Regions from separate parts of the Homo sapiens genome. Here regions 2, 3 and 4 are each linked to region 1. A link is a contact called in ENCODE Hi-C or POLR2A ChIA-PET data. All regions are on one chromosome and are shown on one strand. The core of a region is the stretch at or near the end of the contact, and the rest is flanking DNA. Distances in the headings are between cores, read along the strand shown.

Region 1 (2,700 bases), core at 10-2,509:
ATTAGCTGGGTGTGGTGGCGCCGCCTATAATCCCAAGCTACTCAGGAGACTGAGGCAGGAGAATTGCTTGAGCCCAGGTGGTGGAGAGGTTGCAGTAAGCCGAGATCGGGCCACTACACTGCAGCCTGGGCAACACAGTAACTTTGTCTCAAAAAAAAAAAAGTTTTTTAAGTTCCAAACTAGCATATACAGTATGATTCCATTTTGAATTTGTACTTACTATAATTCATAGAAAGGGTCTGGAAGACTCCTACAAAGTATTCACATTGGTTGTCCTTAAATGGGTAGGATTTGGAGGTTTTGTGTTTTGGGGGTTTTTTTGGCCTTCATTTTCTAAAGCAAAAATAATTGCTTTTTTAATGGGAACTAAATTATTTAAAATTGTATAAATCTATCACAGTAACAAATAAATTACATATAATTGTAAAGAGTTTACCACCTGTCAGCTGTGAAAGTTGATCATATAAATCGGGTCACTTTTGTCATACCAGTTAAAGAGTGGAGAGGCCAGAGGGAAAAAACATTCAGGTCACAAATATCACTTGAAAAATATAATTCTCTACAGGCCTGGCTGCTGAAACTGCCTGCTAACACTTAAAACCAATTTAATCTAAAGGCTACTAAGACAGTCTGCTACAATTCTAAGACTAATTTTACCCACCACCGTCACTCAGCAATCAGTTTGCCAACCCCACCAAAACATTAATAGTGCCAATAAACTCTCTTGGAGACCAATACGTAACATTTCTCCTTCTTATAAAGTCTCTAACCTCTTCACTCTTCAGACATCCCGAAGACCACCCCAGTCTACATATATGCCCCAAATTACTATTTTCTTCCCAAATAAAGCATTCTAATTTCAAAGATTCATCTCTATATTCTGACTTAACAGCTTTTAACACTTAATGCTGTTTTTTAGTTGACAAATAAAAATTATATTTATAGTATAAAACATGTTTTGAAATATATATACATTGTGGAATGGTTAAATAAAGCTAACATGTACCCTTCGGCTTTTTAAAAACTAACGTCCAATTCATCCAATTCCGTGAGAGTAAAGCCTTTGCTTAGCTTTCCAGTCCTGTTAAACGGGGGGGAAACAACAAAAGGGTCCTCAGGGCCCTGCCCAACAATACGCCACATTCTGTCTAGTAAAGCCACACAGCCAGAAAACGCCAGGTGACTGGCAGGCAGATACTTCCGGAAGAAGTCGGCCCTCCGAACCCGGAAGTGAAGCGATAAGACGCACGGTGTTCTGGGAGGAGTTACGCAGGCAGGGTTGTGGTTGCTGGCTGTTACCAGGACAACCGGAGGCGATTGACCGTTATCTGCGGTTTGGAGCCGTTAGCGGGAGAGGCAGAGATATTCAGAGGTCTTTTAGGATGCGCTAAAGGGTCGTGAGGGCTCTCTTAAAATTTTCTTCACAAGCGGTTATCCAGTCGTGCCCCGCGGCCCTGCTGCTGGCCCCGGGGATCTGAGTCGTACCCTCTTGTTTTTCTCTGAGTCAGTCTTAAGGTGAAATGAAGTGTGGCCCAGTGGCTCCTCACTGTCGCTTCTCTAGTTTTCTGCCTCCTTTTAGAAAATGTAAGTTGAGAATTTCTAATTTACATCGGGATGTGTTCTAATGCGCTTGTTTTTAAAACTGTGGAAAATTTTTAAAAGAAAATAAATCTCACCAGTCATCCAGCTACCCAGAAGTAACATTTTCATGCATTACCTATTAATTTTTTTCTCTGCATATTTTTTCATAGTTGAGATAATTTAGGGAAAACCATTTTGTGTCCTTCATATATGGATGAATACAATATAATTTTGGTATTAATATCATAGCAACAAAGAAGGCATTGAAGGCTTTAAATCTGTTTACAGTGAATTGAAAAGACAGGATGAAGTGGACACAGCATGTGAAGACAATTCTTTCAAGAAGTTTGGCTGTCAAGGAAAACAGAGAATGTGAGTAGCCAAAGCAGAATGACAGTGAAAGAAAGAAATTGGGAGCCAGACAATACAGCCCGACAGTTTACGCCTGTACGGATGTACCTCTTTCACAAAAGATTGAGTATGCTTGGGGAAAAAAAATACACACTATAATAGGAGAAAATGATGAAGAGAAACTGAGGTAAAGGTAATTGGAAAACAAAATAAAGCCAGGGGTATATTAATACCCCAAAACTTCATACCAAAAGGTCCGTGTATTTACTAGAGGGGTGCCACAAATTGGGCTCTGAGGTTCCTAGCAATTAAACCAAAGGGAAAATATAAGTTTAACATGATCCGTATGAGGGAGGAGGCCTAATGGCATATTATAGAATCCTGTTACACATTAGCTGTATGAAATTGATTGGGTAATGTAAGCTCTTTAGACCTCATTTCTCCGTCTCTTAAAGAGTGGGGAGAGGAAGCAGGAGACTGTTAGACGAGTTGATCTTTTAATATCTCTTCCACTACTGACAGTCTATGATCATATAGGCCAGAGACGGCAAACTCAGATGCCTAAATTAGGGACTAAGAAAGTTTCATAAGTGAGGAAATGGACTGAATGTGACAAAAGCAAGGAGTGATAGAGATTGGAATGTTAGAGTTGATTGAGCTGTCCCATCTAAAACTCCAGCCAATTCTTGCAAAAATAAGGACTCAGTGTTGCCTGATTTTTCAGGAGAAACAGGAAAATCATATTTTTGATAATATTATACAAAACAA
Region 2 (2,778 bases), core at 108-2,607, 1.2 Mb after region 1:
CCTCTGCCTCCCGAAGTGCTGGGATTACAGGCGTGAGCCACCGCGCCCGGCCCCTTCCCTTTTTTTTTTTTTTTTTGACACAGGGTCTCACTCTGTCGCCCAAGTTGGAGTGCTCACTGCAACCTCCGCCTCCCGGGTTCGGGGTTCGAGCTATCCTCCCGCCTCATACTAGCTAGTATTTGGCATTACAGGCAAGTGCCACCACGCCCTGCTAATTAGTATTTTTAGTAGAGATGGGGTTTCACCATGTTGGGTGGGCTGGTCCTGAACTCCTGACCTCAGGTGATCCGCCCACCGAACTTCCCAAAGTACTGGGATTATAGGCGTGAGCCACGGGCGCCCCGCCCAATTTCCCTTTTTAATGGCATTTGAGCTAGGGTCCAGGTTTCGTAGCTCCCACTACCTGTCCTGCACAACACAGACACTAAATACCTTAGTGCTTATTATGAAGCCCCGTTCTTCAGAAAGGTTTTATAGCACTTTCGTTAAACCTCCTTCCTGTTCAAAATGCAGCGCACTAGAGTATTTTTCCCCAATCCACCGTTAAGCGGCTTCTTCTTAAGCAGGACTGTTTTGGGTCTCTTGGTTGCTACCCCTACTACACCCTACTAATATGTTGCACAAAGCGACGGGGAACCCCTTCTCCCCCAAACGATGTGCGTGGAAACACACAATGTCCTACTCTCTCCATTCCCAGAAACCTAGACTCTCCCCTCAAATACCTTTCCTGGCTCATCTACAGCACTAAGGTCTCAAGGTAGGGGCAAAAGCCCGCCCCAATTGGCAAATGCTCCTCCTCCGCCAAGAACCTCGAATTTCCGCTGTCCCTGGACAGAGCCTCCAACCTTCAGAAAAATGGCGAGGTGGACCCAGGCCCTTGATTCTGAAGTGAGCCCTTTTCCACAGCACAGGCTTTTTACAGGTTTTTGTGGTGGAATGATGACTCAGTGAGCTGATTTACTCCCTCAAGAGTAACCAACGCGCCATTTCAGTTCTCCAGGATCCCGACTCCGTGTCCCTCCGCCTCAGCCTTGCCTCCCACTGTCAACGCAACCGTTTCTCAGAGAAATCGCCGAAGGCGCATGGCAGGGCAGTTGGGCCACTAACGGTTTTCTAACGCGAGAAGACAGAGCGGGAGGAGAGGCGGGAACGCGTAGGGACTAGCAGGGGGCGGAGTGGGGGTGGGGTGGCGGACGAAGGGCGGGGCCGGCGCCAGGAAGGATCGCGAAGGAGCTGGGAGGCCCCGCCCTTTCCGTAGATATCTCTAGAAAGCCGCGCCGGAGCCCAAAAACAAGGACTGCGCACGCGCGGCGGCAAGGCCCGGGCATTTTGCTGCGTCACCAGCCGCCGCCCGGCCTCACCACCCCTCGTTTGCACGCACGCACGTTCATTCTCCGTCCTCGCGCCCCTTTTCCTACACTTTCCTCTTCTCCCCGACCGGAGGAGCCGCTCTTTCCGCGCGGTGCATTCTGGGGCCCGAGGTCGAGCCCGCCGCTGCCGCCGTCGCCTGAGGGAAGCGAGAAGAGGCCGCGACCGGAGAGAAAAAGCGGAGTCGCCACCGGAGAGAAGTCGACTCCCTAGCAGCAGCCGCCGCCAGAGAGGCCCGCCCACCAGTTCGCCCGTCCCCCTGCCCCGTTCACAATGTGAGTGCGACACCCCGCCGAGGGAAGGTCGCCGAGTGAGGCCGAGGCCGCGTTGGGGGCTCCCTGGAAGCGGCCCCCTAGCCTTTCTCGCATCGGTGGTGGCAGTCGTTCCTGCCTGGGGGCGGGAGGTCCAGGATCCTTGTTCCGGTTACCGTTGGCGGGTGGAGGACATTTTTCCTCCAGATGTCTGCTTCCCCCACCCCTGAACCGTTCCTTGGCTTCCCCATGCCGGAAATCCTACTTTTACCCCTTTGGCTGTCTGGGTTACTCGCCTCTTTCGGTAACTTCACCCTAGGCCTTAAGCTCCCGGTAGCTGCTCGCCATGCGGCGCCCTGAAGCGTGAACCTTCGTGGGTCGCCTCTCGGCTGCTTGGGCGCTCCGGTTCTGTTGCTTTGTGGTCCCGGGGCCAGGCCCTGAGTCGAGTGCACCTGTGGTGGGTGCCGCCAGGTGCCTGGCGGAGCTCCTGGGAGAGCCCCACGCGGACCTCGCCGTGAGCTGCAGGTACTGCTAGGCAACTAGAAGGAAGCCATGCCCACGCCGCAACATACTTCCCTCTCCAGTGTCTGGGTTTCTTGAGTGTGGGTACTTCCAGTCCGCCTCCTAACTCCAGTCTCTTGAAAACACGGGAGGTTGCCAAAACTCAGCCGCTTCCCTGGCAGCGAGGAGGAGTTACCATTGAGCAGGTAGTTCCGCACGTGTCGACTTTGGAAAGATACGGACATTTTCTGTGTTTCATGTTCTACTTGAGGTGAGGTTTCACTATCTTGTTACAGTGTAGGATGAAATAGGTATGTAGTAGGCATTTAATTAACCTACAGTCGTCCCAAAGATCTTAAATTTGTGTGGAGGTGAATACAGATTCTATGGCAGTCTTCATTTTACGATGATAAAGGAAAGCCTTGGCGATTTTAACCGGTAAGAATTCTTGGCACTGCCGCGTACAGTGGGAACTGCCGGTTTTACAGGGTTTTTTTTTTTTTTTTTTTTTTTTTGACGGGAGGTTATTTTTCAAGGTACTAACTACGTCCTAAAAGGTATGGAGAACAATTAAGGTGGAACCTTTTTTTTCTTTTGTTTTAGACTCCATTCAGAAGAGAGAAGAGGGGAGTGACTTTATGTCTTTGGAAAAGTAATA
Region 3 (2,906 bases), core at 72-2,571, 1.7 Mb before region 1:
GAGGACACGAAATAATACAGGAAAGGAAATCAAAAAACAATTGTAGAGAAACCACTCCTCGTTTCCTCTTCTATGTCTCGTGTGTGTGTGTGTGTGTGTGTGTGTGTGTGTGTGTGTGTGTGTGTGTAAAATTTTAATTTCCCTGGAATTGGAACTACAGAAGTCCCTCCTCAGCCCTACCGGGAAAGTGGCACTGGGCACGACCGCCCTTTCCAAGGCAGTCTGCAATCCTTTTCGCGGAAGTAGAGGAGAAAAGGGGGTGGAGAAGGGCGCCGCGATGCAGCATCCGCTGAGAAAACAGGCAGTTCGCACGTGAGCGGGCTCGCAGCCTGTGGCGCCACCTGACCGGGCCTGGCGCCCCCAATGTGGTGCAGTGGCCCAGCAAGACCAGAAGGCTCAGGCCCTCCTGAACCCTTGCCAAGTCAGAGGTCCCTTTCTGCCTGGGCTCAGGCCTCGCCCGCATATAGTTTTCCATCTGCTTCCACCCCTGCCATCCTTCCTGGGGACCAAAAATGAAGAAAGACAACCCCCCCATCCCCCGGTATTTCGTCTTCCCCTCACAGCCTCTTCCTGTCCTGATCATCTGCTCAAAGAGAAGACGTTCTCTCCACACACTCCACCCCCGCCTCCACCTTCTGCGGCAATGAAGCCACGCCACCCTAGGGGGCTCGGGGGCCGGATGCTGGCGGGGCGCGCACTAGAGACACGCCGCACTGGAAGCAGCCCTCGGAGTCCCGTGAGCCAGGGAGACTGGGGTGCACCGCGCCACGCTGAGTCTCGGTGTAAAAGCCGAGAGCGTGAGCACCTCCTGGCCGAAAGCACGCGAGGCGCTCCTTGCCCAGGACCCCGCGCGCCCCCTCAGTTCCCGGGCAGCTGTCGGCGCGCACTGGCTGACGCGAGCTCTGCTCCCGCGGCCGCTTCGGGATTTTTTTGTCTATATAAGGGCTCGCTGGCCAACTCTGCGTTGGCACGTTTGTCACAGGCTGGCCATTATTTGCACACACGCGTGCGGCTCCGCGGGCAGCTCGGGTCGCAGACGCAGGCTCGCCCTCCTCTTAGCCGGCACCTCCTCCTCCTCCTCCTCCTCTCCCCTCCCTCCCCAGCTGTACTTACTTTATCTGGTCTCTGGCGCAGGGTGGGCGCTGCAGCCCTCCGTTCCCAGCAAACCGCAGCCGATTCGCCTCGCTGTCAACGGGTGAATGGAATTATTTATTTATTTATGGCCCCTGACGTGTCCTCGCCCGCCACAGCCAGCGGAGAAGGAGGCGGTGGCGGGAAGGGGAGGCGCGGCTGCTGAACGCCCTTGTGGGTGCGGAGGAGCGCGCGCCAGGGGTGGGGGCCGGACAGGCTGCGGTGGAGGCCGGCCCGGGGGGTGGTGGGGGGGAGCCGCCTCCCGGTGCCTGGAGACCGACTGAGCATGCTCCAAGCGGCTGTCAAAGCTATAGGCACTTTCTCTATCGCTCGGGGCACTCCACTTCGGATTTTAGTTTTGACCAAGGAAGAAAGCCAAAAGGCAGGTAGATCTGTCTTTCCAGATGGGTCGTAACTTGCTGTATCCGAAGTACTCTGTAGCCTGACCTAGAAGACAGATGTGCGGTAGCTCTGTGCAACCCAAGCATGGGAGAGGAAAGCATGCAAAAAAAGAAGAGTCTGGCCGAATGCAGGGAGAATAGGAGATCCTCATTGTGAGCTTGCAGGGAAAGTGTTGAGCCATTTTTCAACTGAGGCCTTTTTGGGAGAAAGAGGTAGGGCACTGTTGGAGATTAGACTCACCAACCAAATCACTTCACGGAAAAAAATATAATTGACACCATAGGAGGAAGGACATAGAAAACAGCACCAAAAAACATTAAAAATAAGAAGGATTTTTTTTCAAATCATTTATAATTCCTTTCATTTTTAATTTCTCAAATTACTTAGTTCTTCAAACCAGCATTTAGTTATTTGACAACGAATAGTGCTAGAGATAATGGTAATTCTGCTGTCATTGGTTTGGTCTCTTCCCCTGTCTAAAATGTGCTTCTTGGTAAAACTGGAAAGAGGAAGGGCTGGAAGAGAACATTTAAGTAACCCCATAGATTGGGTTTCTTTAATATCTTTAAGTTAAATTGCCACTTTAGAGAAAAAGAAACTATCCAAAAGAATAATTGTAGGTTTTGGCTTGACAAGTCCTATTGCAGTTTGTCTACCAGTTTAGCTAGCTTTCTCCTCCTTGATTTCACAATCATTTTAAGGTGTGTTCTATGATTCTTCACATTTTACGAATTTATAAAAAGAGTTAAGTCATTTGGGTAAATTCACATTGTCTTTGCCACAGCTAGTCTGTTGTAATGGACGAAATTTGAATTTCAATTTCTGTAGCTATGAAATAAAAGTAATATCAATCGTGTTGATTTCATAAGATTTAAGTGAAATAATATACATGAAGTGGCTGGTAGGCATAATACAAGATGAAAAAATAATCGTGATTAATAACATCAAAATTACTGGAAGATAATTTTATTGAAAGAATGATATTTGAAAATGAAAAAAAGGCAGAAAATTACAGAAAGGATTTTATATTTTTAAGCTAAAAATGCTTAAATAGACATTTGTATAAGACATAATAGGCCTTTGATAATGATGAAATGTCTAGCAGTGACTATAAACACTTCATTTAATTAAAAAAAGTTAAACATTTAAAAGAAACAACATAAAGGCACATTTCAAGGTCATAGTCTTGAGTGTTTGCTATTGATATTTTTCCTGCTCATTCATCACTTTTATTTCCTGTCAAAGAAGAGGAAGAAGAAAGACCATATGCTTTCTGAATTTTGATCCTATTCTCCCTTTTCCTTCTCTTTGATTTTTCTTTTTTGTTGTTTTTTTCTTATAGTCCCATGTTCTTGACCTGTTTAACCTATTGC
Region 4 (2,832 bases), core at 324-2,823, 1.2 Mb after region 1:
CAGACCATATATAAAAACAGAACTCTGACCCACAATCTACAGCAACCTGCTGGGGAAACCAACCCCCTTATCTATAATAAACAGCACAGGAAGCAAGCTTGCTACAAGTCAGACTTGTATAAAGTCAAACTGCTATCTCTAATGATGATCCTGGAGGCCAAACAACAACCCCTGTAGCAATGGGCCCAAATGCCTTAACTAGTATCCTACAGCTTCCTTAACAGCTTCCAACATAGGTCCAACCAAAGAAAGCCAAACACCCACCCCTAAACCAATCACATACCGCATCCTACTACTAGTTAGCCCAGGTACAGCTTCTCCATGCCAACAGCCTCCAATCAAAGAATACCTTGACGGCTTCCCTTTTTTATAAAGCTTTCCTACTCCTCTGCCTGCCTTTGAGTCCTGTCAAATGCAAGTGATGATGGCTGACTCCCTTGCTATAGTAAGCTCTGAATAAATAGCCTATGCTTTTCTCATTTGGTTATTTATTTCCACATATTGGATCTAGTAATTCATGAAATTCCATGAAGAACTAATTTCCAAAACTTTTTTTTTTTTAGACACGGTCTTTCTCTGTTGCCCAGACTGGAGTGCAGTGGCACTATCATGGCTCACAACAGCCTGGACCTCCCAAGCTCGAGAGATTGATTGCCCCCTCCCCCCACTCCCCGCCCCCAACCCTTCAGCCTCTAGGGTAGCTGGGACTACAGGCGCACGCAACTACATCTGGCTAGTTGTGTGTGGGTGCGTGTGTGTAGACAGAGATCTCACAATGTTGCCCCAACCGGTCTCGAACTCCTGGCCTCAAGCGATCCTCCTGCCTTGGCCTCCCAAAGTGCTGACGTTACAAGCATGAGCCACCGCACCTGCCTACAAACGTTTTTAAAAGATACTGGTGTCGGCCAGGCGTGGTGGCTCACACCTGTAATCCCAGCACTTTGGGAGGCTGAGGCGGGCGGATCACGAGGTCGGGAGATCGAGACCATCCTGGCTAACACGATGAAACCCCGTCTCTACTAAAAATAAAAAAATAAAAAAATAAAAAAAAATTAGCCGGGCGTGGTGGCTGGCGCCTGTAGTCCCAGCTACTAGGGAGGCTGAGGCAGGAGAATGGCGTGAACCCGGGAGGCGGAGCTTGCAGTGAGCCGAGATCGCGCCACTGCACTCCAGCCTGGGCAACAGAGCGAGACTCTGTCTCAAAAAAAAAAAAAAAAAGATACTGGTGTTATTTCTAAAACATCCAAAAAGTTCACGTGGAGCATCCTTTTTACTTCATCTTAATAACCTAAATCAATATGCTATAGGTCTCACATTTCCGGAGAAGATCCTCTTCCTGGAATGGACGCGGCCTTCTGCCCACAAGAGCGGTGGCCCTAGTGCCCGAACGCGTGGGCAGATCGCAAACTGCTGCGTCTCCCGCAGCCCCCGCGCGCACCAAGTGGGAACTACAATTCCCGGCGGCCCCGGCGGACTGCGGGCCGCCGGGTCAGACAGCCGACCTCGGCCATAAGCGCCTGCGCAGTCGCGGGGCCGCCGGCCGTGCTGTTCCCGCCAATTCCTGTGGTAATCCTTACCGTGGCGAGTTCCGCGCTCAATGGAGACGTTTGACCCCACCGAGCTGCCCGAGCTGCTTAAACTTTATTACCGGAGGCTCTTTCCCTACTCTCAGTACTATCGCTGGCTCAACTACGGTGGAGGTGATGGAGGCGAGGAATGGGTTCGGGAGCGGAGTGTGAGGAGGTTGGAGGCGGGGTGTCCTTAGAATGACAATATGAAGCGCCTTCTGTGCACCAGGCTTTGTGCCGCGCGCCTTCATTTGCTCTCTCGAGCCCGCCCCACCACTTCATAGGTGTAAATGGGCCGAGAGAGGATATAATAAGCCAGCCTGCGGCCACGCTGTAAAAAAAAAAAAAAAAAAAAAAAAAACAGAGCCGCCGCTCCTACCTCTGCGTGGTCAGGCTCACATTAGGTGCCCCGTTTACCTGCAGCGGTGCCCAGGGGGTTACTGGGGCGTAGCGTGAAGCTGCTGAGGCATGGTTTGCATCAGGAGCGGAAGAGCCTCTCTCAGAGGAAGAGAAATACTTTCTTCCTTGCAGCTGAATTTATTAGTGCGAATCGAGGAGAGAGGGGTGGCATTACATATTTAAAATATTTATGCATCTGTTTCATCTTTTGTACCGTTCCCTAGCAAATACGGAATGGTAACTGCTTTCAAATTAGGGACTAGGTCATGTGGATTTTGTTTTGTTTTTCTTTTACATCTACCACGGTGTTGAGCATAGGGGGCTCATTAAAAACATCTTCTCGGGCCGAGTGCCGTGGCTTACGCCTATAATCCCAGCACTTTGGAAAGCCGAGGAGGACGGATTACCTGAGGTCAGGAATTCGAGACCAGCCTGGCCAACATGGTGAAACCCCGTTTCTACAAAAAATACAAAAATTATCTGGGCATGGTGGGTCGCATGCCTGTAGTCCCAGCTACAGCCTCGGGAGGCTGAGGTGGTAGGATCCCTTGAACCCGGGAGGCGGAGGTTGCAGTGAGCCTTTATCGAGCCACTGCACTCCAGTCTGGGCGACAGAGCAGGAAGCAAGCAAGATTCCCTCACCGAAAAAAAAAACTTCTCATTGGCTAAAATTATAATGCCCTGAGCCAAATAAAGTAGCAAATTAACTTTAAAATGTACATTTATTTTGCAGTGATAAAGAATTACTTTCAACACCGTGAATTTTCATTCACATTGAAAGATGATATTTACATTCGCTACCAATCCTTCAACAACCAGAGTGATCTGGAAAAGGAGATGCAGAAAATGAATCCATACAAGATTG

The links. Hi-C counts contacts between places; a loop is a spot of excess contacts on that map. ChIA-PET counts read pairs that join two places held with the same protein, here RNA polymerase II (POLR2A). Pooled maps may share reads with other maps.
Region 2: a loop to region 1 is called in a pooled map, with 9 times the contacts of the local background. The contact joins the promoter of PTGES3 here to the promoter of GIHCG in region 1. A Hi-C loop is called at or near these places in 8 of 50 pooled maps. POLR2A ChIA-PET finds 5 or more read pairs at or near these places in 3 of 52 experiments (OCI-LY7, activated B cell and activated naive CD8-positive, alpha-beta T cell).
Region 3: a loop to region 1 is called in a pooled map, with 9 times the contacts of the local background. The contact joins the promoter of SLC16A7 here to the promoter of GIHCG in region 1. A Hi-C loop is called at or near these places in 1 of 168 maps with a recorded cell type or tissue (CD4-positive, alpha-beta memory T cell), 7 of 37 single-sample maps with no recorded cell type and 18 of 50 pooled maps. POLR2A ChIA-PET finds 5 or more read pairs at or near these places in 2 of 52 experiments (GM12878 and OCI-LY7).
Region 4: a pooled map shows a loop between it and region 1 (5-fold over the local background). The contact joins the promoter of PRIM1 here to the promoter of GIHCG in region 1. A Hi-C loop is called at or near these places in 1 of 37 single-sample maps with no recorded cell type and 9 of 50 pooled maps. POLR2A ChIA-PET finds 5 or more read pairs at or near these places in 1 of 52 experiments (GM10248).

What each region holds. Positions count from the first base shown.
Region 1 is chr12:57,934,723-57,937,422 of GRCh38, reverse strand. It overlaps GIHCG (GIHCG inhibitor of miR-200b/200a/429 expression), which reads left to right and starts at 1,259. Exons shown (of 3, transcript NR_038269.1): 1 at 1,259-1,584; 2 at 1,870-1,953. RefSeq lists enhancers at 833-1,333, 1,334-1,834.
Region 2 is chr12:56,686,863-56,689,640 of GRCh38, reverse strand. PTGES3 (prostaglandin E synthase 3) reads left to right here and starts at 1,357. Exons shown (of 8, transcript NM_006601.7): 1 at 1,357-1,643. The coding sequence starts at 1,642. RefSeq lists enhancers at 421-470, 947-1,472, 1,971-2,090, 2,201-2,250 and a silencer at 1,121-1,310.
Region 3 is chr12:59,594,444-59,597,349 of GRCh38, reverse strand. It overlaps SLC16A7 (solute carrier family 16 member 7), which reads right to left and starts at 1,321. Exons shown (of 6, transcript NM_001270623.2): 1 at 1,114-1,321. RefSeq lists enhancers at 513-662, 713-852 and a silencer at 1,323-1,392.
Region 4 is chr12:56,751,064-56,753,895 of GRCh38, reverse strand. It overlaps PRIM1 (DNA primase subunit 1), which reads left to right and starts at 1,573. Exons shown (of 13, transcript NM_000946.3): 1 at 1,573-1,700; 2 at 2,701-2,832. The coding sequence starts at 1,598. RefSeq lists a silencer at 1,637-1,931.